3 separate regions of the Homo sapiens genome follow, and regions 2 and 3 are each linked to region 1. Evidence: chromatin loops called from intact Hi-C (ENCODE). Cell type or tissue: endothelial cell of umbilical vein. All regions are shown on one strand. Links, peaks and the distances in the headings refer to the core of each region. The heading gives the core; the rest is flanking DNA.

What was found. Hi-C counts contacts between places; a loop is a spot of excess contacts. Peaks named below come from ENCODE experiments on the same cell type or tissue, not always from the same donor. Only the 100,000 strongest peaks of a DNase experiment are listed, where the experiment ranks them.
Region 2: a loop joins it to region 1, with 8 times the contacts of the local background. A loop is called at or near these places in 5 of 110 quality-filtered maps.
Region 3: it touches region 1 in a loop (4-fold over the local background); 2 of 110 quality-filtered maps call a loop at or near these places.

Annotation. Positions count from the first base shown.
Region 1 is chr13:37,284,520-37,292,960 of GRCh38, reverse strand. No RefSeq gene overlaps it. Among named protein-coding and RNA genes, the nearest start is that of CSNK1A1L, 180 kb to the right of the region's middle. In endothelial cell of umbilical vein, for the core only: no CTCF peak of the experiment used is centred there; a DNase peak (open chromatin) is centred at 4,700; H3K27ac peaks cover 618 bases.
Region 2 is chr13:37,124,638-37,133,078 of GRCh38, reverse strand. No RefSeq gene overlaps it. Among named protein-coding and RNA genes, the nearest start is that of CSNK1A1L, 23 kb to the right of the region's middle. In endothelial cell of umbilical vein, for the core only: no CTCF peak of the experiment used is centred there; DNase peaks (open chromatin) are centred at 5,168 and 5,658; H3K27ac peaks cover 3,256 bases.
Region 3 is chr13:37,334,511-37,342,951 of GRCh38, reverse strand. No RefSeq gene overlaps it. Among named protein-coding and RNA genes, the nearest start is that of LINC01048, 150 kb to the left of the region's middle. In endothelial cell of umbilical vein, for the core only: no CTCF peak of the experiment used is centred there; a DNase peak (open chromatin) is centred at 4,031.

The DNA of each region.
Region 1 (8,441 bases), core at 303-8,302:
ATTGTATTCAAGATTTCAGAAAAGAAGGATGTGGCATAGCTCAAATTTTAAATTCCATCTTTCAGACACCCTTTTTTCTCAAAATTTCCCTGACAAACATGGGTTTTGGAATTCCTTTCTTTACCCCTTCTCCAGCTTGTACCTCATCTGGTCTCCCAACCTCACATCTTCCTAACTGCTCTTACTTCCCACCGACCTTTCTTCTTATTTTCTTCCCCCTCCATCTTAGGAAATGAAAGTTTTTTTCTTCTCTATGGCTTAACAATTTGGTGACTGTTTTTCATTGTTGAAATGTTCACAAGGTCTCACCATCCAACCCATGAGCTTTCCCAAGCATTTTTCTCCAACAATAGCTCTTAACAATAGTAAAGGGAAAAAGAAATGGGGCAGAGTCAAAAATGACCAAATGACCCTGGCTGGCCATTAATTTCCAAAAAACATACATTTAACAATTAATTTAGATAATGTATGATTTGTGTTATGCATTTAGTATTCATAGTTGTTTTAGAAGCAAATTGCTTGGACATATCTGGATCACAACAATTTGAAGGACCAGCAACCAAAATTCCTCATGCAGAGTCTTGAGCCGTAATTAAGAACACAGCATCCGAAGCATGACAGCTGAGGTGCAAATTCTGACTCTCCAGAATTCTTAGGCAAGTTACTCAACCTCTCTGCAACATGGAATGATAATAATATCATTCCATATATAGCTAAAATGGCCATTAAAAATTAATCCTACCCCAACTCCAGCTACATACAAATAAAGTAATTTTCAAGGAAAATAAAAAACACAAGAGAAAAATCTCATCCTAAAGTATGTTCACATTTTCCAAGAGATTTCAAAATGGCAAGAAGAAGTATTCATTTTCAATTGTTTCCACATTTACATTGAAAATATGTTGGCTATCAAAATTACTAGAAAACAAATACATATATGCAACATGGAATGATAATAATTGTTTCTACCTCGTAGGGTTATCATATGGATAAAATTAGTTAATACATGTGAAGTCCATAGAACATTGCCTGGCCCATAGTAAGGGTTGAATAAATGTTGGCTGATGCTAGAATTAAACTCACCCCAGAAGGCAGTGGTGTCTTTCTGCCTTACTTCTCCTCTTAAGCACTTACTAGTTTTACTATTTATTTGTCAATTATTAATGTGCTACTTTGAAATAACTTATACATCTGTACTATAATAGACTACATCTTACATGCATAGCTGTATTCAATAGCATATATACAACTACCTGTTCTAGACTGTAATCCTCTTACACACATTGAGTCCATTTTAACATCTTTGTATCTACCATAGTGCTCAACACAGTACTTCGCCCAAAATAGGGATCTAATTAATATTTATTAGTTTATGTTATAATAATGACAATTGTGTTTTGATATATTTTTAACCTGGGTTATGGCCTTATCTGAAATCACCTCAAATGATATTTACCAGTTAGTACTTGCCTTTTACTTCCTCTTTCTTTCTGGAGACATTCTAATTTTTATTTCCATGGGCTTTTCACTGTCCCTGCTGAAATTTCAGCCCCCGCCAAAATGAAAGGAAGAAGGCTAAATAGATATTAGATTCATGACGACGCATCTATATCAATGGTAAAGAACACATTTCTGTATTTGTTTTCTAGTAATTTTCATAGCCAACATATTTTCAATGCAAAATGTGGAAACAATTGAAAATGAATTATTGTTGCCATTTTGAAATCTCTTGGAAAATGTAAACACACTTTAGGATGAGATTTTTCTCTTGTGTTTTTTATTTTCCTTGAAAATTACTTTATTTGTATGTAGCCGGAGTTGGGGTAGGATTAATTTTTAATGGCCATTTTAGTGGAAAGTCAAGGATTAAACACTGCTTTCTAAATGCTTATGTCGTGTTACCTCTTCATTGCTCTACCTACATCTCTTATTCTTATCCTCATCTGTACACATAGTCGACCTTAAAATGAGTTCTCAGACTCAGAGATTAATTTCATGAACTAAAGGAAGTCAGCCAAAGTGGAAAAGAGGAGTCAATTTCAGGTCTCTGATTCATTTTGGTCCACAAAGTCTGAGGTTTGAGTTGCCTCCAAACACCTGCACATAACTAGGAGAACAAAAATATGTTTTGTGACTCTCTAACCAACCACCTCTTAATGAAATGAATATTGTCATTTCCACAGGATAATTTTCATGGAAATGCACTTGGCTAAGCAATGGTGAATACATAAAGTCCAATTATTCACATACCATGCCTCTCTATTCATGAAGATAAATATATATCAGATTATGGAGATACCTATACAACCTGTCTTCTATAATAGTAGTAAACACCCAAGGGTGTTTAGAGTAACACTGAAAAGAAGTAAAACAAAAGGTACACAATCTATGGTCTAAGGCAGATTAAGTCAGGGCTCATCACCAGGCCACCATCCATCAACCCTCATTCTGACACCTATATCCAAGATAACCATTTGCAGCAAGTGATATACATAGGAGCTTGTGTTTTGCAAAAAGAATAAGAAAAGGGACTTTGTGACTGGAGTTTTATACTCTGAGAAGAGATAAATGGTAGGGATGCTATCATGTCTGTTCCAAACAGAACTACAGTTCTATGTTTCAGCCCGTATAATTAGTGGGATGAGGTCAAAAATTACTAAACTCTTCTCCATGAAAGATTCTGTAAGACATTGAGCCCAAGAAGAGGTTCTCTGGGCCTTTAATTTTATTTTAAATTGAGGGATAGTATTGGGAAAAGGCCATCCATGAAACCCTACAACATTTTGGCAACTCAAGGGCTATAGCTTGATGCAAAGTATTTTGGGGGGAGACATTTATCTTAAAGTAAATTAGTAAACCATGATGTGCAATGACAGTAATGAACCTTCTCAGGTAGCAGTTCTATGCACTTGGGAGCTAAAACATAAGAAGAAAAAGTCTGGGCCCAAAGGACAACCACATCTAGAGTGTGGACATTTTGAGACATCATTCTGGAAATATATGGAAATAACTGGGAGGTATTGAGATCCTGCTGTTATGCAGATAGAGGCGAACAAGTCAGCAGATATGTGGGTTAAATGTATAATAGGATTTTTTAAAGCTAATAAGTGAAAACATCCTTTTCCCTCCTAACTTTAGAAATGTTTGCGAGATTAAAGCAGGGTTAGGCAGAAGGAAAACAAAGATAGCTTTTATTACTGATGGATTCATGAATGTGGCTTCAGTGTTCAGTAATCACGAGCTTTCTAATACTGGATCCTCAAATTAAACAGAGTTACTCCAGTCACAGGCAATACTGAAGGCTGTAGATCTCTCCACTGGAATAGAAGGAAGGTCATAGATGAATATGTTCTCTCTGCAGGCTGACACTGATGAGATAAAAAGAATTAGGCTACATATGCAAAATTCCTCTTTCCAAACTCACGAGTAATCTTGGGAGCACTGAAGGAGAGAGTTGGATAAGCCACCAAGAGTCTTATACTTGTGGAATTCCTTCCACATGGAAAGACAAACTCTGTGGATAGGACCTTTCTCTCCACCGCCAGCAATGTGCAAAGAGCCTGGCACAGGGCCTATCATGTAACAGACTACAAAACAACCTACCGTGCTCCAGGCACTTACTTGCTAACAACATGAGTTGGATACCAAGAAATATTTGTCTTCCTTACTCCCAGAACACAGTATATACTGGATATTTGCTGAATTCTACTCTTCCTCCTTTTTCAAATGGTTAGAAGAAATATGCTTCTTAAAAGTAACAATTTGTAGTAAATAAGGCTATTTAGCAACTCTACAATTACAAAGGTGATGTGAAAAAGATTTCTACCTCCCAGTTGGATGATCCATGGAGGTAAGGACAGAGGAGCAATAGAGACCATATTCCAATTCAAAGTAACTATTATCAAGTGCTCACTGTGTCAAGCACTAAGCTAATACTTTCATAAATGATTGCATTTTTTTACAATTAAATACTTAACCACATCACAGGAAGAAAAATTGAGATGCAAGAGTGTTAAGTAACTTATTCAAGGAGTCATAAAAAAGAAGAGGTAGAATAATATTTTGAACTAAGTATGACCCAGACTCATTTCATTCCACTATATTGCACACAACATCAGCATATAGATATAAAGACAATTATAGCTTTTTAAAATGGATTTTGTGGGAAAAGCAAAAAAAAAAAAACTTGTGCTACTTTGAATCATACTATTAGGTAAGTTAAAATAATCTACTTAATATTATACCAGTTCTTCTAAAACTAGTTTTAAAGGATTTTTAAATCCTCAATGCATATTTTTAAAAAAACAATTTAAAAGACGAAGAGCTATATGGCCAATATATCAATAAATAGTCCTTGTTTCCCTTTAAATCATGCTGTATATGTTCTTCTTCAAACCCAAACCTTGGATAGTTACCAAAATTAGAGAAATTTTCCTTTACACTGCTCAGATACAGGATAACCCAGTGATCCCACTCTCTTGCAGGCATTTCACATGAGACATTTTAAACACAGGTGGAGATAATCTACGGATGCAAACCAACATAAAATCTGAAGTGGAAGAAAGCAGAGCCCCTCTTTTGTGAAGTGATAGCGCAGAGAAGCAGTACAGAGCGTCTAGAAGGAATATCAGGAACCTTTTGGCATAGCCTGCTTTGATTGTTCCCAGGAGCTTCCTTGGCTGTTCTGCACATTTCCTCTTAGCCTTATTTTCCACCACAACACTTCCCAGAGTGATTAGAAGCAAATAACAATGCCAGGCAAGTCCAAGTACACCGCAGATCCTCCCAAACAGTTGACACTTCCTGCTGCTTTCATTGGCAACTGCATAATGTAGCTTACTAGACAGATTTTAATTTGAGTTCTACTCATGCAATAATTTGAAATTTTTATTGATTCGTTTTCAAAATTATTTCTAGTTTCCTATTTAGAAAGAGCAAGTTATACTTTGGGTTAAGAGACAGAGGTTTTACATAGTGCTAGCCTTAAACATAAATGGAATAAGCCATAATCTGAAGAGTATTATTTGAGAGACATCCACAGAAGTCTAAATTATCTACATTTTTTTGCCTTGACATTTCTCACCTTTTTTATCCACTTTATCTTATATATATTCATTGCTAGAGTCTCTCATTTGAGTTGGAAAAATAAAACAAATTATCTCTGAAAGCTATTAAAACACACGTTATATAGAAAGCAATAAATAGAGAAAGATTATACACAAGAAGATTCCATATTGCATTGAGAAATCATGGTAAATTTCTTTATGTGGCTACAAATATTTCATCTTTAGGAGCAGAGATCGAGGAGAACATATGTAGAGTGCACCGAATTAGAGAAAACATCCGAGCCTATTACTTTGTTAAGTTTGCCAAAGAAGTTTTTCACATAGTTGTGGTAGTTATGTCATGTCTCTTGTTTCTAAGACCTGTGAGTACATTAAACTTTGTTATTTTGAGTCTGTCCTATGTCCCCTCTTGTGGAAACACCTTACTGATAATCACAAAAAAAAAAAACAGGAGGACTATGGACATAGCAGGGAGTGACTTGAGAAATTCCTAACTTCCTGCTTATGTTGACCATGAGTCTCTGTACAAGCAAAATAAAAACTAAACAGAGTTGTAAACTACCAGGACAGTGAAGGTATGTCCCAATTTTTACACAGAGACACTCAAAAAAGGTTGAGAGACAAGTTGGGTAAGGTAATAAGAACATCTCTGTCCAAGCTTTGGCTTACCACAAGCTTAACGAAGTAGAGACTTCAGTGGTCACACATGAGAAAGAATAGAGACTTTAGAAAATTAGTTCAGGAAAGTCACTAAACAAACAAAATCAACAGCAACAACTACAATATAAAAACAGCAATAAAACACCTTAGAGAGGAGATATGAGTTCCAGAGTTGCCTCATTATATTATCTTAAATGTTCAGTTTTCAACAACAACAACAACAAAAATATGAGACATGCAAAAGACAGGAAAGTACAACTCATATGCAGGGGAAAACCAGTCTCTTAGGAAGTCCATGTTGTAGACTTACTAGACAAAGATTTTTAACTCCTTATGATAAAGAAATAACAGAAACCATGTCTAAAGAACTAAATGAAAGCATAAGAATGATATTTTACCAAATAGAGAACATAAATTAAAATATATAAATTATTTTTAAATGAGCCAAATAGAAATTCTAGAGTTGAAAAGAATAATAATTTAATTTGTAAATTCACTAGAGGGGCTCAACAGCAGATCTGAGCTGGCAGAAGAAATAATCAATGAACTTGAATATAGGCAAATTGAGATTATCCTGCATGAGTAGCAGAAAAAAAAAAGAACAAGAAGCATGAAGAAAGCCCCCAGAGACCAATGGTACACTATCAAACATAGCAACAAACACATAATAAGAGTCTCAAGGGAAAAGAAAAGAGAAAACTGACAGAAAGAATATTTGAGGGAAACAATAACTGAAAACATCCCAACTTGGATAACAAACATCAACCCATACATATAAATAGCTCAACAAACTACAGGTAGGATAAACTGAAAGAGATTACCTAGATACAAAATAATCAAACTGTCAAAAGGCAGACAGAGAACTTTTAAAGCAGTAAAAGAGGTGATTCAACATTTAAAAATAATCATCAATAAGATGTATAGGCAACAGTTCATCAGAAACAATGGAGGCCAGATGGCAGTGGAATTGCATATTCAAAGTCATGAAAGAAAAAGACAGCTAATCAAGAATCCAGGAAAATAACCCTTCAAAAACAAGGACTAAATTAAGACATTTCCAGGTAAACAAAACACTGAGAGCACTTGCAGCCCTCTAAGAAACAATAAGGAAGCCCTGCAGGCTGAAATGAAATGATTGTTCCCAGGGGCTCCTAGGGAGCCCTGGACACTGGACAGAAACTTGAATCCATACAAAGAAATAAAAAACATCAGTAATGTTAACTATGTAGGTAAACATAAAATACAGTATAGATATCTTTTTCCTTTGCAACTATTTTCTTTTTCTGAGTAATTTAAAAGAAAATTGCATAAAGCAATATTTATAAAACGGTGTGAATGGACTTGTAATGTTTAAAGATGTATTTTATGACAATAGCACAAGTGGGGAGGACATGGAGCTCTATACAGGAACAAAGTTGTGTATACTATTAAAACTAGTTGGTGTTATTTTTGAACTAGATTGATATAAATAAACTGTTAATTGTCACCCCTAGGAAAATTCCGTAAAAATAAGTATGTCTAGATCTAACAGATATCTGCAGGACACTCCACAAAAACACCAGAATACACATTTTTCTCAAGTGCACATAAAACATTACCCAGGATATGCCTTATTTTAGGCTATAGAACACCTTTAATAAATTTAAAATAATTTAAAAGGATTAATTTTAAATAATTTAAATTACACAAAGTATGTTTTCCAACCACAATAGAATTAAATTATAAATCAATAATATAACTTTGGAAAATTCACAAATATGTAAAAATTAAACAATACACTGCTAAATAAACAAGGAGTTAAAGAAGAAATTGCCAGGAAATGAATCACAAAGAGCAAATAAAAAATCTGGTCTGAAATTAGAAAATACTTTTTAAGATAAATGAAAATAAAACATACCAAACCTATAGAATGCATCTAAAGCATTGATTACAGACAAATTACAGCTTTAAGAATATTATGCTATTTGAAAAGTAAAAATCTAATTATTAAAAAAAAGATAAATAACCCAACTTTTCACCTTAAGAACATAGAAACAAAAGGGCAAACTAAGCCTAGGAAGAAAATAATTAAATAACAACAGAAATAAATTAAATAGAAAATAGAAAATAATAGAGAAAATCAGAGAAACCAAATACAAGTTGTGCATAACCTTTTCTAATTGGATAGCCCCAATAGCAGGAATGACCACCCAGAATATACACATGAGCAAAACATCAGTAATACCATCTGGCAACTTCTCTGAGTAATATCAAGAGTGCATGTATAGGAGGAGAAGGCCACTATCATTATAACCTAAATAGCCCCAGTGGTGGATCCTGCACCCTATCCTACAGATGTTCCAGTTTTGACAGGAGGAGTTTGCATTTAGGAGGACATTTTGCTCCTGCAGTGTCAGAGTCCAATTGCAGAAATGCATCAAGTCTAGATTAATAAAGTTAGGTACTTGAGGTGTCAGAAAAGTCTATGGTTAGGGAAACATCCATTTGTGGCACAGCAATCAGAGCATTACTTAATTTTCTGGCATGAAGGGTTTAAAATCAAAATAGTCAAAAATAACAACAGCTACAATTAGTGGCTAAGGAAGACATAATAGATAAAGAAGCAAATTACAGCCACAAAATATGAATTATGAGTGGAGGGGAAAAGTCTAGAGTATTTTTATGCAATCAAAATTAAGTTGCTATCAGTTTAAAATAGTCTATTATAACTATAGC
Region 2 (8,441 bases), core at 182-8,181, 160 kb after region 1:
CATTTTATATTTTTCTCAAGAAGTCTTTACACATTTGGATTCTTTATTTGATCTAGCTTTCTTGAAATAAATATAATTCTGGTTATTCAAACTACGATAGTATACTTATTAAAAGATTTTGAAAATTATGTACCACCAATTAAAAAGCAAAATATTTCACAAAAAATAAAAATAAAAATAGGATTAGCCAGGCACAGTGGCTCATATCTGTAATCCCATCACTGGGAGGTCCAGGTGGGAGAATTGCTTGAGCTCAGGAGTTTAAGACCAGCCTGGGTAAGACAGTGAGCTCCCATCTCTACAAAAGAAATCAAAAATTAGCATACGCTTGTAGTCCCAGCTACTTGAGAGGCTGAGGTGGGAGGATCACTTGAGCAATCCAGCCTAGGCAACAAAGTGAGACCCTGTCTCAAAAAAAAAAAAAAAAAAAGAAAAAGAAAATGGAATTAGTACTCAGCAACTGTGAACTGAACATTACAAAGTGATTATTTGAGTCACATACTTGAATTTGCTTTGGGTCAAAACATGATGTATATAGTCTCCCCTTATCGGCAGGGGATACATTCTACTCCCTGCAGTGGATTCTGAAACCAAGGATAGTACAAAATCCTAAATATACTATGCTTTTTCGATCTGATAACTGAGACTGCTACTAAGTGACTCACAGGCAGGTGGTGTCTACAGCATGAATGTGCTGGATAAAGACAGGAGTCTTACCCTGGAAGGAACAGAACATGATGGCAAGAAATTTCATCACACCACCCAGAATGGCACACAATTTTAAAACTTATGAATTGATCATTTCTGGAATTTTCCATTTATTTTCCATTTCTGGAAATTTCCATTTCTGGAATTACCATGGGTAATGAATGAATCTGCACAAAGTGAAACAGCAGACAAACAGGAAGTACTATAATATCAAGTCTTGGATTGACTAATAAGTTAGCTGAATATTCTAAACCTCATGTTCATAGAAATATAAATGACAAAAAGTAGGGAACCCAAATATACTCAACCACATTCAGAAAGATTATGGAGAAAATACCCTTCTTGGCTGTTCCTAGATTTTGCAAGGGTTGCAGTGGGCCTCTCCTAAAGAAATTGCCTTTGCACCATGGGATTCTGCTGTCAGCCATGTGGCCTTGCCATTGAGCTCAGAGCCCTTCCTTTACCCTGTGTAAGCTGAATAAGATGAGGGTACCCCAGGACCAGTCTCAGCACAATTTCACATCCCAAAGAAAGAGAAGTAGGATAAAAGTTGTTTTGCTTTTGTTTATCTCTTAGTTTTCTTTTGCTGCACAACAAATCCCACTAACTTAGCAGCTTAAAACAACACCATTTGTTAGCCCACAGTTCTGTTGGTCACAAGTCTGGCACCATGTGGCTGGATTCTCTGCTCGGGGTATCACAGGCAGAAATCAAAGTATCAGTTGAGCTGAGTTTTCATCTGGAGGCTCTGAGAAAAACAATCTACTTCCAAGCTCATTCTAATTCTTGGCAGAATTTAGTTCCTGGAGGTTTTGTGACTGGGTCCCTGTTTCCTTGGTGGTTGTCAACCAGTTCTTACAGACCTCCTTCTGTTCCCTGCCAAGTAGCCCTTAACACGGTATGTTCCTGATATGCTCCTTAGGGCCAGCCAGGATATGTCTCTGCTACTTCAAAACTCTGATTTCCCTTCTGGCATCCTCCAAAGAAGGCTTTTATTGCAGAGCTTAACTGATTAGGTCAGGCCCACTCAATATAACCTCCCTTCCGGAGGTTTTTATATGGAATGTAATATAAACACAGCAGTGGATGTCTCATTATATTCACAAGTTGCATCCACACTCAACGTGGAGAGGATTAGATGAAGGTGAGGGTCATTGGAAGTCATCTTGGAATTCAACCTACCACAGTTTTGTTTGATTTTATTAACACCCATAGCATTGGTGATGATGTTGTGAAATGTGCACTGTCATAAAGCTAGTAACTGCCATCTCAGCTACCTCTCAACGTAGTAATCCTCTATCAACCATGCCAGTTACTTTCTTGAAAAGTATAGCAGCTGGCAAGACAATAGTGTTGAGATCAGAAAGGAAATTGGAGCCCCAGTGAAAGAATCATTAAATATATGTTAGGGTGTGTGTATTCTTTACTAAGGCATTTGATTCCAAAACAAACCATATTAGTTGACATTAAAAAGTGTTTCAATAAACAACTGTCCTAACTCATCTTCAATTTTATTCAGGAACATACCTGCAGATATCGTGATTTGTAAAACTTGTAAATTTTCATTTATTGAATTTGCTCATAAAATATCCCTCTTTAAAATTTTGGCTCATCTCTTAAAGGCTTGTAAATCTAATGTCTTTTGCACTTGGCATTTTCCTTATTTGTTTTCACAATTACAGCAAAACGCTTGTGTTGCTCTCTAGCTTAAGGTCTTTTTCCTGGGCCTGATCTTTTATTCATATCACTGTGTTATCCTCAGTGCCTAAATCATCAATAAATACTTGTTGAAAGACTGAACAAATGAATAAATTAATGATGAAATATTAAGAAAATATGGCCTAAAGAGATGTCTCTACTCGTAAAATCTAAGAGAAAGGAAAGAAATAATTATCATCACATTCTTTGGTTTAAAGGGCAGAACTAAACCATATACACATAAAAAGACCATGAATTTTTCACTTGAGGCATATTGATATAAAATTTAATTCAAAACACCATCTAGCAGTGGTATGAATAAGGAAGGAGAAGTATGATGGTTAATTACATGAAGCAAATTGGCTAGGCCACAGTGCCCAAATATTTGGTCAAACTTTATCGTGGATGTTTCTGTAAGGGTGTTTTTGGATGAGATTAGCATTTAAATCAGTGGACTTTGAGTAAAGCAGATTGCCCTCCATAATGTGAGTGGGCCTCATCTATCTGTTGAAGGCTTGAATAAAACAAAAGACTGACCTCCTTTAGCAAGAGGGAATTCTGCCAGCACACAGCTCTCGGACTTGAACTGCAACATCAGCTTTTCCCTGGGTCTCCAGCCTGCCAACTCCGCCTGCCGATTTTGGACTTGCCAACCCTCTATAATCACATGAGCCAGTTCCTTAAGTAAATCTGCATGTGTGTATATAAATATATCTGCATCTACATATCTAATTCGTTCCATTTTTCTGGAGCAACCTGACAAATGCCAAGATGCCTCAAGATATATCCACACTGTCAGAACAGCAGTCTGTTACGCTGGGAACCCTCTTCCCCTCACAACAGCCAAGGCTTTGCTGTTAAACCAGGGTCATCACCTGTGCTGAATTGTCCTATTGTCAATTTGACATCACTGCCATCCTTTTCAGAGGTCTCCCATGCATTACATAAGAGTAACCAGGAAATACATTTCCAGACTCCAGTTCCTTCTGTGGTTCCAGGTCAGCTAATGAGAAGCATTTGCGTGAGATCTAGAAGGCAGAAGAAAAGGAAAGCTGCAGGAAAACATCCATCAGTGCAGCTTTCTTGCCCTTTGTTCCTGAAGTTCTTCCAGCAGTTATGAAGCCTCTGTTTTCCTGTATCGAAACCCTCCACATGCAGAATGCATACAATGCCTTCCATTTTCTCACAACCAGACCCTAACTGTACATCACTGATAGCCTCTTTGGAGAGGAAGGGGGAAGAAAGCACTTCATTTTTTCCTACGAGATGGCCTCATCTACCCTCATCTATCAGAAAAAGAATAATAATTTTGAACTCCTTGGGGGATTATAATTCTTTACCTCCCAGAAGATCCCATAGCTCCTACAAAAGTGGGATAACTCATTCTCTAGTCTTTAAGTTTCACAGGTCTGTGGCTATTGAGGAGACACCGCATAGCCCTCTACAGAGAGCAAGAATGAGGTGATTCTCCACCAAAATTGTTTCCCGTTACACTTACCCTAGATGAGTGGGTTCCAATTTGTCTTGTTGAGACACAAAAACAGACCTTCCCGAAACAAAGAAGATAAAGTAATGGTTTCACTTTACAAATAAAATTGCTGACAAGATTAGAATAACAGTTTATCTCTTTTAAATGTCTGTGCCAGGTACAGTGGCTCACGCCTATAATCCCAGCACTTTGGGAGGCCGCAGTGGGAGGATGGCTTGAGCCCAAGAGTAGCCATTGTCCCAGCTACTCAGTGGGCTGAGGCAGGAGGATCACTTGAGCCCAGGAGGTCGAAGCTACAGTGAGCATGATTGTGCCTCTGCACCCCAGTCTGGGTGACAGAGTGAGACCCTGTAATAAATAAATAAATAAATAACTCTGTGTGCCTTGTGTCTGTTTTCTTTAATTTCATCTCACAGGCAACCTACTGCAACATGATAAACCCTAAAACTCACCCTATTATAATAGGATAAACTTTAAACTGTTAACCTGACTACAAGGTCCTGGTTCTGGTTCATCTGGCCTCAACATAACATCTCAGACACTCCATGCACTCTGAGTCCAGGCCTCATTCACCTTTGGGAGATTTCTTAAATTCACCTAGTTCCTTTAGGTCTTAGGACCTTTGCACATTCCATTCCCTCTGCCTGACAAAGATCCCGTGAGCTCTGCCCTTACGTTCAAACCCTTTGTCTCAGTAATTTCTACTCACTCTCCAAGTCTCCTTTTAAATGTCACTTCCACAGGTGGGTTAGTTCATCCTGGTATACATACTTATATTATATTGTACTTCCCCTCTGTAGGACATATTATGGTAATAATTCACTCATTTTAAAAGTATTTCTTCTCTCCTAGACTCTAGCGTCCTGGTGTTGTATTTTCACTACTGTATCCTTGGTACCTCCCATGGTGTTTAGCAAATAGACCTTCAATACGTATTGAATAAAAGGAAGGAAAGGAGGAAGCAAAGAATGTAACATGATGGTTAAAATTAAATTCACCATAGGTTGGTAATATTCCAGGCAGCACTATGGGAAAAGGAATCCATGGGTGACTAATAAAAAAAGACCTCCACAGAAGGCTAGAGAAGTATTCTGCCTGGCAGGAAATTAATACAGTGCTGAGTTGCTAAAAGAAACTTAGTGTTTTGGAGATTGTAATGATGAGAGAAATGAGCTTAGGTTATTCACTTCATCTGCAATTTTGTGCAGTTGAGTAAGTTTTAAGTAAGGCTGGCTGACATTGGTGGGCTGGTGGAAGCCACACCACCTCCGTTTTGGGGAACATTTGGCTGCTCCTATTTCCCGACTGAACTCCATTGACTATGTCAGCAAACAATGGCTCCAGACTTTCCTGGTTCTTGGCAACTTAAAATAGTCTGAATCATAGGACTGGAAACAGAACAGATGTGTACTATTCTCCCTCTGTTTACACAAGTACAACTTGCCCATGAAAAGGAAAGAAGTGAATACATTATGTCGCCTACTCTGAATATAATGAGAGTAGCTCACCATTTGAATCAGGCAATTTGTCCTGCAAGATCTACTGAATTTCTATTATTACCCTCACCTTCCTCATGCTACCTTCATAACCGTCTCCCCCAAAAAAGTCAACATGAAAACTTTCCCCAACGATATGATTATGATGATGATGATAATGATGATGATGATGATGGTGTGTGTGTGTGTGTGTGTGTGTGTGTGTGTGTGTGTGTATTACAGGAAGGGAAGTTGATGTTGATGCCTTTTCATTAATTCAGCTCACAAGCAGAAGGAACTTGGCACCACCAGCAAACTCAGATAAGTTAAGCCAGGGCAAAGAGAAAGGTCAGGTCAAGAGGAAATTTGAGATACACAGTGGGGCTACATCTCTTTAGAACTAGATGCAGGACTTTTGCCAATGCTACATAACTGCTTATTGTCTGGAAGAATGCCAAAATGTGACGGCAAGAAACTTCCATAAATAAGAAAATAAAAGAGTCTTTGTATGGGGGATGGATGCACTGAGAAGGAAAAGCAAACAATCTCATGGCTTTAAATGATAGGAAAGACAACTGAGTAGAAAAGAGAAGTACAGCTTTAAAATTAAGGATACTGAAGAAAAAACTAACATACAAGGAGAAAAGGTGCTGTAAGACATATAAATACTGGATAGCGAAGTACAAAGTATTTCTCAGTTGTCTGAGGGAACGAAAAAAGCAAACATACACAAACATATATACAAATACACATTTATTGAGGAAAATAAGGGAAAGTTCACACGACTAGGGACTTATGAGAATTCATGGCCGTCAGACTACACTTCAGTTTTTAGAGTTGATGTTCTCACATTACTCTTGCCTTCCTTTCTTCATGTGTTGTTCAGGGCAACCTCTGAGCCTCGATCACTCTCTTTCCCAAATCTGCGTAAACTTTCATGATATTTTCCATACAGTAAACCACTTTCCTTTCATCATAATAATAGCCAACATCTATTTTTTAATGTATTAGTTCCCTACATCCCCCTCAAACTATGGTAAGTCATCCTTCAGAAAGATCGAAACAAAAAACAAAAAAACTAAAATGTCTTAACATCTCTATTTCATCCATGCTACCTATATCTCATATGGAAATTTTGTCCAGAAGTTCCACTTAAAGAAACTATTCTGCTACATTTTGTTTGTCAAAGCATGAAGTCTAGCCTTGTACATAATTCACTTTGTTATTGTCTTTTATGCAATATAATGCAGATTGCTTGATTATGCAAATTAATTGTTTCTTTCCAAATTTTCATCCATTGTAATAAACCACATTTCAGTTTCAGTCAGTGAACTAACAAGAATAAATAGTGGAAATGGAATTGCATATTTTTTCTTTTAAAGACCATGGCTTTTCCCATTTGTTGGTCACAGGTAATTTTGTAAACAGAAAAGGAAACATATTGCTCTCAGTCTCTACTGCAACTTTATTCTGTCTCTAAAAACAAGAGCCTGCGAGGTATTCTTCAAAGAATGTATCACTATATATGAAATCTAAACAAGAAACAGAGTCAACACTGAAGTGCTGGATGAAAGGGGAACTTCGAATGTGCTGAAAATTTCTATTTCTGAGGAGGTAGCCAAAATATATTCATGTCTGTGCAAAATTATATGTGTGTATGTATATATACATACATAGTAATGCATTGCAGCACCTCTTTTTTTTTTTTTTTTGAGGTGGAGTTTCACTCTTGTCACCCAGACTGAAGTGCAATGGCGCAATCTTGGCTCACTGCAACCTCCGCCTCCTGGGTTCAAGTGATTTTCCTGCCTCAGCCTCCCAAGTAGCTGGGATTACAGGGCACACCACCACGCCTGGCTAATTTTTGTATTTTTAGTAGAGACGGGGCTTCACCATGTTGGTCAGGCTGGTCTCAAACTCCTTGACCTCAGGTGATCCACCCATCTCGGCCTCCCAAAATGCTGAATTACAGGCAGGGGCCACCGTGCCCAGACTAGCACTTCTTAATAATAAAGAATTGAAAGCAACTTAAACATCTTTCAATAAGAGATTGGTTTAATAAATAATGGTGTATTCATACCATGAAATAACATATAGCCACAACAAAAAATAGGGAAGCTTTTTATACACAGATATAAAATTATCTTTAATATATATTGTTAAGTGAAATAACAGCAAGGCACAAAGAAGTGTGTATAGTCTATTATTTGTGTAAAATGAAAGATATGTACTATCCTGTGTGTGTGTGTTTCTGCTATAATTCCTTAAAAACCTACCTTCTGCAAAGGTTTCTGGGGTGGTTTGTTATAGAGCGTAATTTTAGCATAGTTACTGATCTACTATGTATGTATCATGATTTATTCTACCAGCACCCTACTGAAGGCCATTTGAGTTGACTCCACTCTTTCCCACTACCCTGACATGTCATATTTTTATTAGTATATCCTGAGGATAAATTCATCAAAGTGGGATTACTGATTGAAAGACAGAAATACATATGTAGTTTTGCTAAGTAATATCAAGTTCCCCTCCATAGCTGTTTGCCATTTTGTATTCCCCATGCCTCGCCAACAAAATATTGTAAACTTTTGGAATTTCACCAATCTGATAATTGAAAATGGCATCTCAGTATAATATTAGTATACATTTATCTTATTATGAGCAATGCATCTTTTAATATATTTTAAAGATATTTTGCAATGTTTTTCTGTAAACTTCTCACATCTTTTGCCCATTTTCTACTAGGTTTTTCATCACTTTCTTCTTTTTATTATTAGATTTATTAGTCCTTTTTCCCTGAAATGGGTAACATTTTTTTTTTCTCAGTTGTCATTTTACCATCACCCAGGCTGGAGTGCAGTGGCATGATCATGCCTCACTGCAGCCTCGATTTCCCAGGCTCAGGTGATTCTCCCACCTCAGCCTCCCAAGTAGCTGGGAATATAGGCACATGCCACCACGCCTAGCTAATCTTTGTATTTTTAGTACAGATGGGGTTTCACCATGTTGCTCAGGCTAGTCTCAAACTCCTGGGCTCAAGCAATCCACCCGCCTCAGCCTCCCAAAGTACT
Region 3 (8,441 bases), core at 182-8,181, 50 kb before region 1:
TCATGTAATAAGACAATACAACATCTCACATCTTAAATTAATCCAAAAAGATTAAAAACCATCTTTCATTCTAAAGTCCTTAGATCTTCTCGAGATAATGTGAAATATAAAGTATGATCAGTGTCACAGAAATCTTATCAGTAAATAATTTTAGTTTATTTCCTCTGTACTTTGTGGAAAAGACCATTGGGCACAGTCCTCTGTCCCAAGAATGTCATAATGCCAAACCACTAGTGTGGTGTAAGTTCAGAGGCAATGGACAAGCCCCCTAAAGCAGCATTTTCAGTAAAGCTTTTCATGAAACACTTACTCTGATAAATATTAATAGGTGATATAGAAACAAATAATACTGTCACAGGATCCTCAGGGTGTTGCTTTTCCCTGGAAAGCTCTGTGGCCGATGGCTCCTTTGCCCGAGTTTTGCTTGGACCCCCTGGGCTCATTCCGCCACTCAGCCTGGCAGGCTGTGCTCAGCTCTCGCTAGTGGCCTGGATCTCACACCTGCAAAGGTCGAGCCAGGTGCAGACTGGCAAGGGTTGTGTGAGCAAGCCAGCATGAGGTCAAGCCACTGCACACAGGCAGGGACACTAGCTGTGGTGGGGAGGGCAGCTCCAGGTGCCAGCATGGGTGCCAGCTCCCTTTGAGGCTGTGGCTACACCAGGCATACTGCAAGCAGCTTCCATGGCTGGCAGTGGGGAATGTGGTGGCACCCAGAAGCTTGGAGACAGCAAGAACCGCAGAGGCCCAAAGAGGGTATCACAGCCCTGGCTCAGGGAGCTCCTAGGTCATCACCTGCAACATGGTGAACAAGGGGCATGTTTCAGCCTTTTTTCCAGGCCTGCCCATGGCTGCCCATGGACCAATCAGCACATACTTCCTCCCCTCTGCAGGCCATAAAAACCCTGGGTACAGCTCTTTCAGCCCTACCATTTGACAGGTCCCCAGTTCTTGTCCCGTGTCCAGAAAGAATAAGGTATGCCAACAAGTAGAGGGTGAGCAAGGTGAAGAGGTACTTTATTGAGCAACAACAGCTCAGAGGAGACCTTCAGTGGATAGCTTCTCTCTGCAGGCAGGGCATCCATTGTCTGTTCAGCTCTCAGCAGACAGGAAACACACAGTGGTTAGCTTCTCTCTGCAGGCAGGTTGTCTTTTTGTCTCTCAGAGTCTGGCTGAGTCTAGGGGTTTAAGGGCTTTAGAGGGGAGCAAGTGTGTGCTGATTGGTCCATGGGTGGCCATGGGTGGGCCCAGAAAAGCACTATAAGTTCTCACTCTGATCCACAGAATTGACAGCCCAGTGCCCAGCCCTCAGGCCGTCCATGGCCTGAAGGTGGGGTTTCACTGGGACCCATCCCTTTCCACCCAGAAGCCTGTCTGCCTCCTGCTGCCATTAACCTGCCATCCATGGTGCTCATGACACCCAGGCTGTTTGTGCTGAGGGGTGGCTGCAGGCCTGCACCAAGCTGCCCTTAGTCTCCCTTGGCCTCCCTCCCATGCTCGTCAGTGCCCAAAGTTTGGAGAGGATTGAGGCAGCAGGGGCCTGGCATGTCAGCACTGCCCCAGGTGTGTGCACACTCAGCTGGTTGGTGACAGTGCCTAGGCTTGGCCACAACTTTGCTCCAAAATCGAAGCAGGTGCTGGGAGCAGGGAAAGGCTAGGCAGCGGGAGCAGGCACTTCCAAGCCTGCAGGGGAAGAGGGGCTTCCTGAGCCCCCAAGAGTGCTGAGATGCCCGGATCTACAGCCATGGCTGGGTGGCTGCCACCCAAGAAGGTGGAGCTCCTGCCCCTCCAAGTTGGAAGGGGGCAGGGCTTCTGCCTGTTCCTGGCTACTGCCAGGCTCCATGGAGCATGCAACCCCAGCTGCAACTCCCCCATTGCAGCTGGCGTCATGGCAGCGGCTGCTCCAGATGAGCTACTGCTGCCATCAATAATCATTCCTTGATATCTTTGGACAGTTGCTACCAGGATCTCCATGGATACCAAAATGTAAGGGTGCTCAAGTCCCTGATATAAAGTGGTTATTTGCATATAACCCATGAACACCCTCCCCTATACATTGAATCATTGCTTGATTACTTACAATACCTAATACAATGTCAATGCTGTGTAAATAGTTGTTATACTGCATTGTTTAGGGAATAATGACAAGAAAAAAGTCTGTACATGTTTAGTATAGACACAACTTTTTTTTCTTTTTTTGAGATGGAGTCTCACTCTGTTGCCCAGGCTGGAGTGCAATGGCACAATCTCGGCTCAGTGCAACCTCCACCTTCCAGGGGTTCAAACGATTCTCCTGCCTCAGCCTCCCAAGTAGCTGGGAGTACAGGCACCCACCACCATGCCCGGCTAATTTTCATATTTTTAGTAGAGATGGGGTTTCATCCTGTTGGCCAGGCTGGTTTCCAACTCCTGACCTCAAGTGATCCACCTGTCTCGGCTTCCCAAAGTGCTGGGATTACAGGCATGAGCCACTGCACCCAGCCCAGGCACATCTTTTTATCCAATATTTTTTGATCTGTGGTTAATTGAATCTATCAATGCATAACTCATAGATACAGGGGGCCAACCGTAATTGCTTTTCGTAGTCAAATACAATTGCCAAATGCCACGTCAAACAGAATTAAAGAATTTTTTTTTCAAAAACTGAGTCTTAACTGTCCTAAAGTGAATACTGAAATCCCAATATAGGGATAAATAACCTTTACTAAACATTTGACCATAGAACCTTCTTTTAAAAAGTTACTTAAGACTCAGGTTCCCTGAACATTCTTTCAGAATTGTAGGCTTTACCTACTTATTTTTAGTCCATACCTCCTATTAAAAGTCCTCAAAAGAGCTTTACAATTTTGGCCAATCTTTTTAATGTGGGGTTATTATACCAAGAAATATGTTTAGAATGATATGAGTGTGTCATATCTTAATGTGTGACTGAGGGCAGACTTATTTTTTAGTTGACAAATAAAGAGTATGCATATTTTATGGGGTATGATGTTTTAAAACATGTATACATTGTGGAATGGCTAAATCAAGCTAATTAACATAATCATTGCCTCATATACTTATCTATTTGCATTTAGAATACTTAAAATCTACTCACTTATGTGTGGACTCTAAAAAAATCAAACTTATATAAACAGAGGAGAAGGATGGTTACCAGAGGCTGGGGAGAGGCAGTTGGGGAGATGTTGGTCAAAGGGCACAAAATTTTAGACAGGAGGAAGAAATGTAAGAGATCTTTTGTACAACATGGTGACTATAGTTAATATTAATATATTACAGATTTGATTATTGCTAAGAGAGTAGATTGTTAGTGCAGAGATTGGTGATGGAAGCTACCCAGGAAATAAGGAGTTGATATGTTGAAATGGGTGGAGGCAGAGAAAGGAGATCATAAAGGGAGAAGAAAGCCAATAGATTATCTCCCTAGAGGCAAATTTCTCTTACAATTTTGCTAAGAGCTAACCGTAAATTGAATAAATCCATAGGTTTAACAAATGTTAGTTAATCTTCCTCCCTCAAGCCTTCCTTCGTATTTAAAAATTCAAAGTTCCTTGAGGATACTGGCCAATCATTTAATAATATTAATGGTTCTCTCCTGGCTCAGTAAAAACTTAAAATGCAAGTTTGGCATCCCCTATTTATAACCTATCATATTAGCTCGTTTACAAGCAGAGGAAAAAGCCGTTGAATCAGAGCTGAGTTGCTCACATGTACAACACATGTAAAGAAAAAAATTAGAGTCGATTTTGCCTCTAGATCTTTTTGAGATCGCAACTCTTCACATATACAGAATTTATGTATATTAACATTACCTATAACTGACAAGTAAATGACCTATTCCAAATTAGCCATTATAATATCTGTGTATATCTATAAATGTAATCAAGTGAACAGATGTTTTTCCACTTAATACCTGAAGGAATTATGAATCATGTTACTATGCTGCTGTGGAAAGTATGTGTTTGCTATATGGAAGGAAACAGGAATTTGTATCAATCAGATTGTATTCTGTACCTTCCTTAGCTACAAGCTATGGAAATTTGGCAAGACTAACATTCAATGCTGTTTGAACTGCAGCCAGCCACCTCCCCACCACCAACTTCCCTAGTCCTAGGGTTTTATAAACTTACATAATTTGTCCAGACCTATAGGAAATTATGCACTGCAGAGAAAGTTGCTGATATATGAACTACGTTAAAATCCCCTACCCACCCTTCACTGAAAATTACTTTTTGTCCTGCTTTGGCACAGAATAGTAGGCTTTAACTACTTATTTTTAGTCTATACCTCATATTACCTACAAACAATACAATAATTATACCATAATTTGTATAATACATGTAGAAATATGTATGAAGATTGGAAAATTTTTTAGCTAAAGAAAGAACATAAGAATTGCTTTATAAATAAATGATGGATCCAGAAATCCCTCTCAGTTAAGTACTTTTTCTATCCTTTGAGCCCTACCCAGTGCTTTGGTTCACATTGTAGTTTCTCCCCACATCTCACCCCTATTGAAGGCTTAGAGACTTGGGCTAATTGTCATTCATAATTCTATTTTTCCCAACAATAATAATAATAGCAATAATTATATGACACATGTTTATTATCTTATATCATATGCAAAAATACAGTAACCTCATGTATCTACTGGTTCCACAGCTGCAGATTCAACCAACAGATTAAAAGTATTTTGAAAAAAATAATAAAAAAAACAAAAATTTTAAAAATACAAGTTTAAAAACAATACAGTATAACTACTACTTACCTAGTATTTACGTGGTACTAGGTATCATAAGTAATTTTGAGATGATTTAAACTACAGGGGAGGATTGTGTAGGTTACACAGCATGCAAATACTATGCCATTTTATATAAGGGACTTGATCATCTGGGGAGTTTGATATCTGTAGAAGTCCTGGAACCTATTCCTCAGGATACCAAAAAGATGACTGTGTATACAAATAATATCTTTTTGCAATGAGCCCTGCCTAGGCCACTTGTTCTAGGAACATAAGGACTTATCTAGCAATGCTATATCTCAGCTTCGAAAAATTAGGTTTTCCTAAACCTTGTCATGTAGTATATTATCTGCAAAATTATAAACTGCATCTTCCTAAAAGGAGACTCGGATACAATAACTAGAATTATTTTCCTTAGAATTTGGGAAGTTATGCATTAATATGCAAAACCCTATTTTCCTCACTTTTTGTGGATTGTAATAAAGTTTTGCAAAAAGCATTTTCCTTATTTCCACATTTTGGGTCTTTCTTCACATTATCCATCAAAATCAAATTGGAAGCCTTTATTGAGGATTAGTTGTTGAATGGAGCATTTCACAAAACTCTTTCTTATATTTCCAATCAAAAGCAGCATTATTCATTACCTAATGCAAATTTTAACTAACGATTTCAGGAAATGTTTATACTGAAAATGCTGATGGTGTTTGCCCAGGCACGCACATATGCACACTTATACACATACAATCACACTCTACTGAAATTATCTATATGGGAATTGTTTCAATGCTAGGATGCAGGCACTGAAAAATAATGAAATAATTGCATATGTGTATAAAGTGGAGGTTTGAGATTGCTTTTAACAGACATAAGACCAACACTATAAAATTACCAAAGCACAGGAAATACAGGAATCTGCATTTCATTAACAAATGCAATTTTAAAATATATAATGTTATGGCCACCCTATATTTTTATACTGTTTTAAAATTTGTTTACAAAATTGACCATTAGAAATGTTGTTGGGTTGCCTATTGTTTTCATATCTGTTACTATACAAAAGGTCTATCATCATTTCTAATAACCTGTTATGTATCGATGCTTACTTTTCCAATCCATCATCTATTTATAATTGCCTATCAAAGGATATGTCCACCATGATCTTTTAAGTACCAGTTACTAAAATGTATGCTGCCTGAATGGGAGTTCACATTAGGAGAAATCATCTAAGAAAGTCACTACTCTTTTCTATGTCATAATATAAAGAATACTTTTGACACTACACCTAAGGCCCAGATTATTTTCAGCTTGTATCACACTTCCTCATTTACTCTAGTCTATAGTTTGTAATTAGTCTTGGCACAATATCAATACATTAGCTAAGGTCATTTCCCTCATTACTTCATCATATACAAATAAGTATATATCACTTATTATAACACTAGTTTTATTGTAGTGTATACTCATACTTTTGTTCCGTCTTTTTCCTGAACTTACACAAATAGGCTGGCTTGTGAGCTCATTTATGTTAAATGCTATTTTAAATATCAGAAATATTTTATATTTCATTATATCTTCTTGCCTACTTATGCTTATTTTCAATTAAAATGCATATTACTTTATTAAAATTAGTTTTATTCTGCTTCTCTTCATATTAAAATTAAACCCAGATAATTATAATAATTATAGTTAAATTATGTGTCTAGGCATATTATACTACCTGTGAATTTTATTTCAGTATGGTAAGAGAGAAATTACAAATAACTTTTAATAAAGAAAGGGTTAAAGTAAATTGAAAGCAAATTGTTTTATAGTGTAAGAACTTTCAAACAAAGGAACTAAAAAGTCTTTTTAAGTAAATATTTATGCATTAAACATCATTGGAAACAAGATTATTCCATATAGAAATTCATGAGGATTAACATGTTGACAACTTCCTATTATATATTCATAAACAGCATGTAAAGAATAATAATGGAAATGCAATGAACAATATTTTATTTACATTAGTTACAAATTCACCTGATTTGGGCCCCAAATTTTAGGCGTTTTGTCATTACATATTTTTAAATTATAGAAATAATTTGAAATTGTTTTACACAATAATAATAATACTTTATAACAAACAGTTGCCTCAAACTCAAAGAACACAACAAAAACTATGTATGTCCCTCAGGCTTTTATAAATATGCATATGTGTCATTTTAAAACATCGTAATATTTCATACCTGATTTTTTTCTTTACTTAGCATTTTTCCACTGCTAATTCACCATATTCATAGCTATCATTTTTGTCATTATAGAGCATATTATTAAATAGATAAATTGTTATTTATTTAAATATTGTCCTAATATTAACCCTTTATATTGCTTCTAGTATTTCACTGCTTTAAGGAACAGCGCCATAAACACATTCAAGCATTTGCATTTTCTCCATATTTCAGATGACTTTATTAGATTAACATCCAAGAAGTGTGATTATTTGATTAGATGTAAAGAAAATGTTTACATCTCTTAGTAAATATTGCCCCAATAGGTTATATCCATTTAAATACCATAACCAATACAATGTCTCAACACCGTTTTCCTACTTTGGAAATTCACCATTTTAATTGAAAGATCCTGCAAAAATGAATAGGATATAGCACTTTGCCTTAAGGAATTAATAACACAGTATGAGAAACAGAAACTTAAATAATCAAACCTAAATAATAAGCATTGGGGTAAATGGTGTAATGGAATTATTAATTTATAATAATCTTGTTATAAATTAATAACATTTGTATAAACATACATATTTATGCATTTTTCTCTTCTCTCTTTTTCATTGTCTTATTTAAATATATGATTTCTTAGATCTTTTTATCTATAACAATATTTCCCTTCCAAGTGGTGGGTTTTCAAGCTAGGGCCTATGTCATCTGAGAAAGTGTCTACCAGTGACAATCACATTTCTGTTTTGATTCAACAGTGATAATCACGTTTCTGTTTTGATTCTGAAAATTCCATACGGTGTAGGTATTAATGAAATATATCACATAAAAATTAGAAAAATAGATTTATTTTATGAATTTATTCATGAAGTGTTTGCACTTATTTTCCAGAATCATAATGGCCAAAAGACAAAGAACTATATGAAACTGCCAACACTTGAATTTATAAAGACCGATATAAAAGGCAATTTCATTGATTCAACACAATATACGTGTGTGTGTGTGTACTTTTGTTTCAATATTATGTATACATTCCACCAGAGGAGAGTAAGGATGCAGCAATCTCAGAGGAAATTACGTTTGTGCTGGTCTCTACAAGATGCACAGGAATTCACCAAATAAAGAGACCAGCTTCCTAACAAAGAATTCAGAATGAGCAAATCCATGAACGCATGAAAGAATCTGCTATGGCTAGGCCATAAAAAAGTCCCAGCTTGTCCAGTGTGCAGTTTCTCTATGGAGGAAGGGATGGTGACCGGAGGTAAATAACAACAATCTTTCGGCCCTAAAAACTGTAGCTAATTCACAGCAATGTCCTAATAATTAGCCCTCCTAATTAAAAATTATTGTTCTGTTCTAAAAGGAGATGCATCAAATGTTTAGTTATATAAATATGCTTACTCTTTCACTTAATGGCCCCAAACTACTATACTATAAGTAGTTCTTCTCTTTATTGACATGATATTTTCCTCCCTTCTCTAACAGTCAGCCAT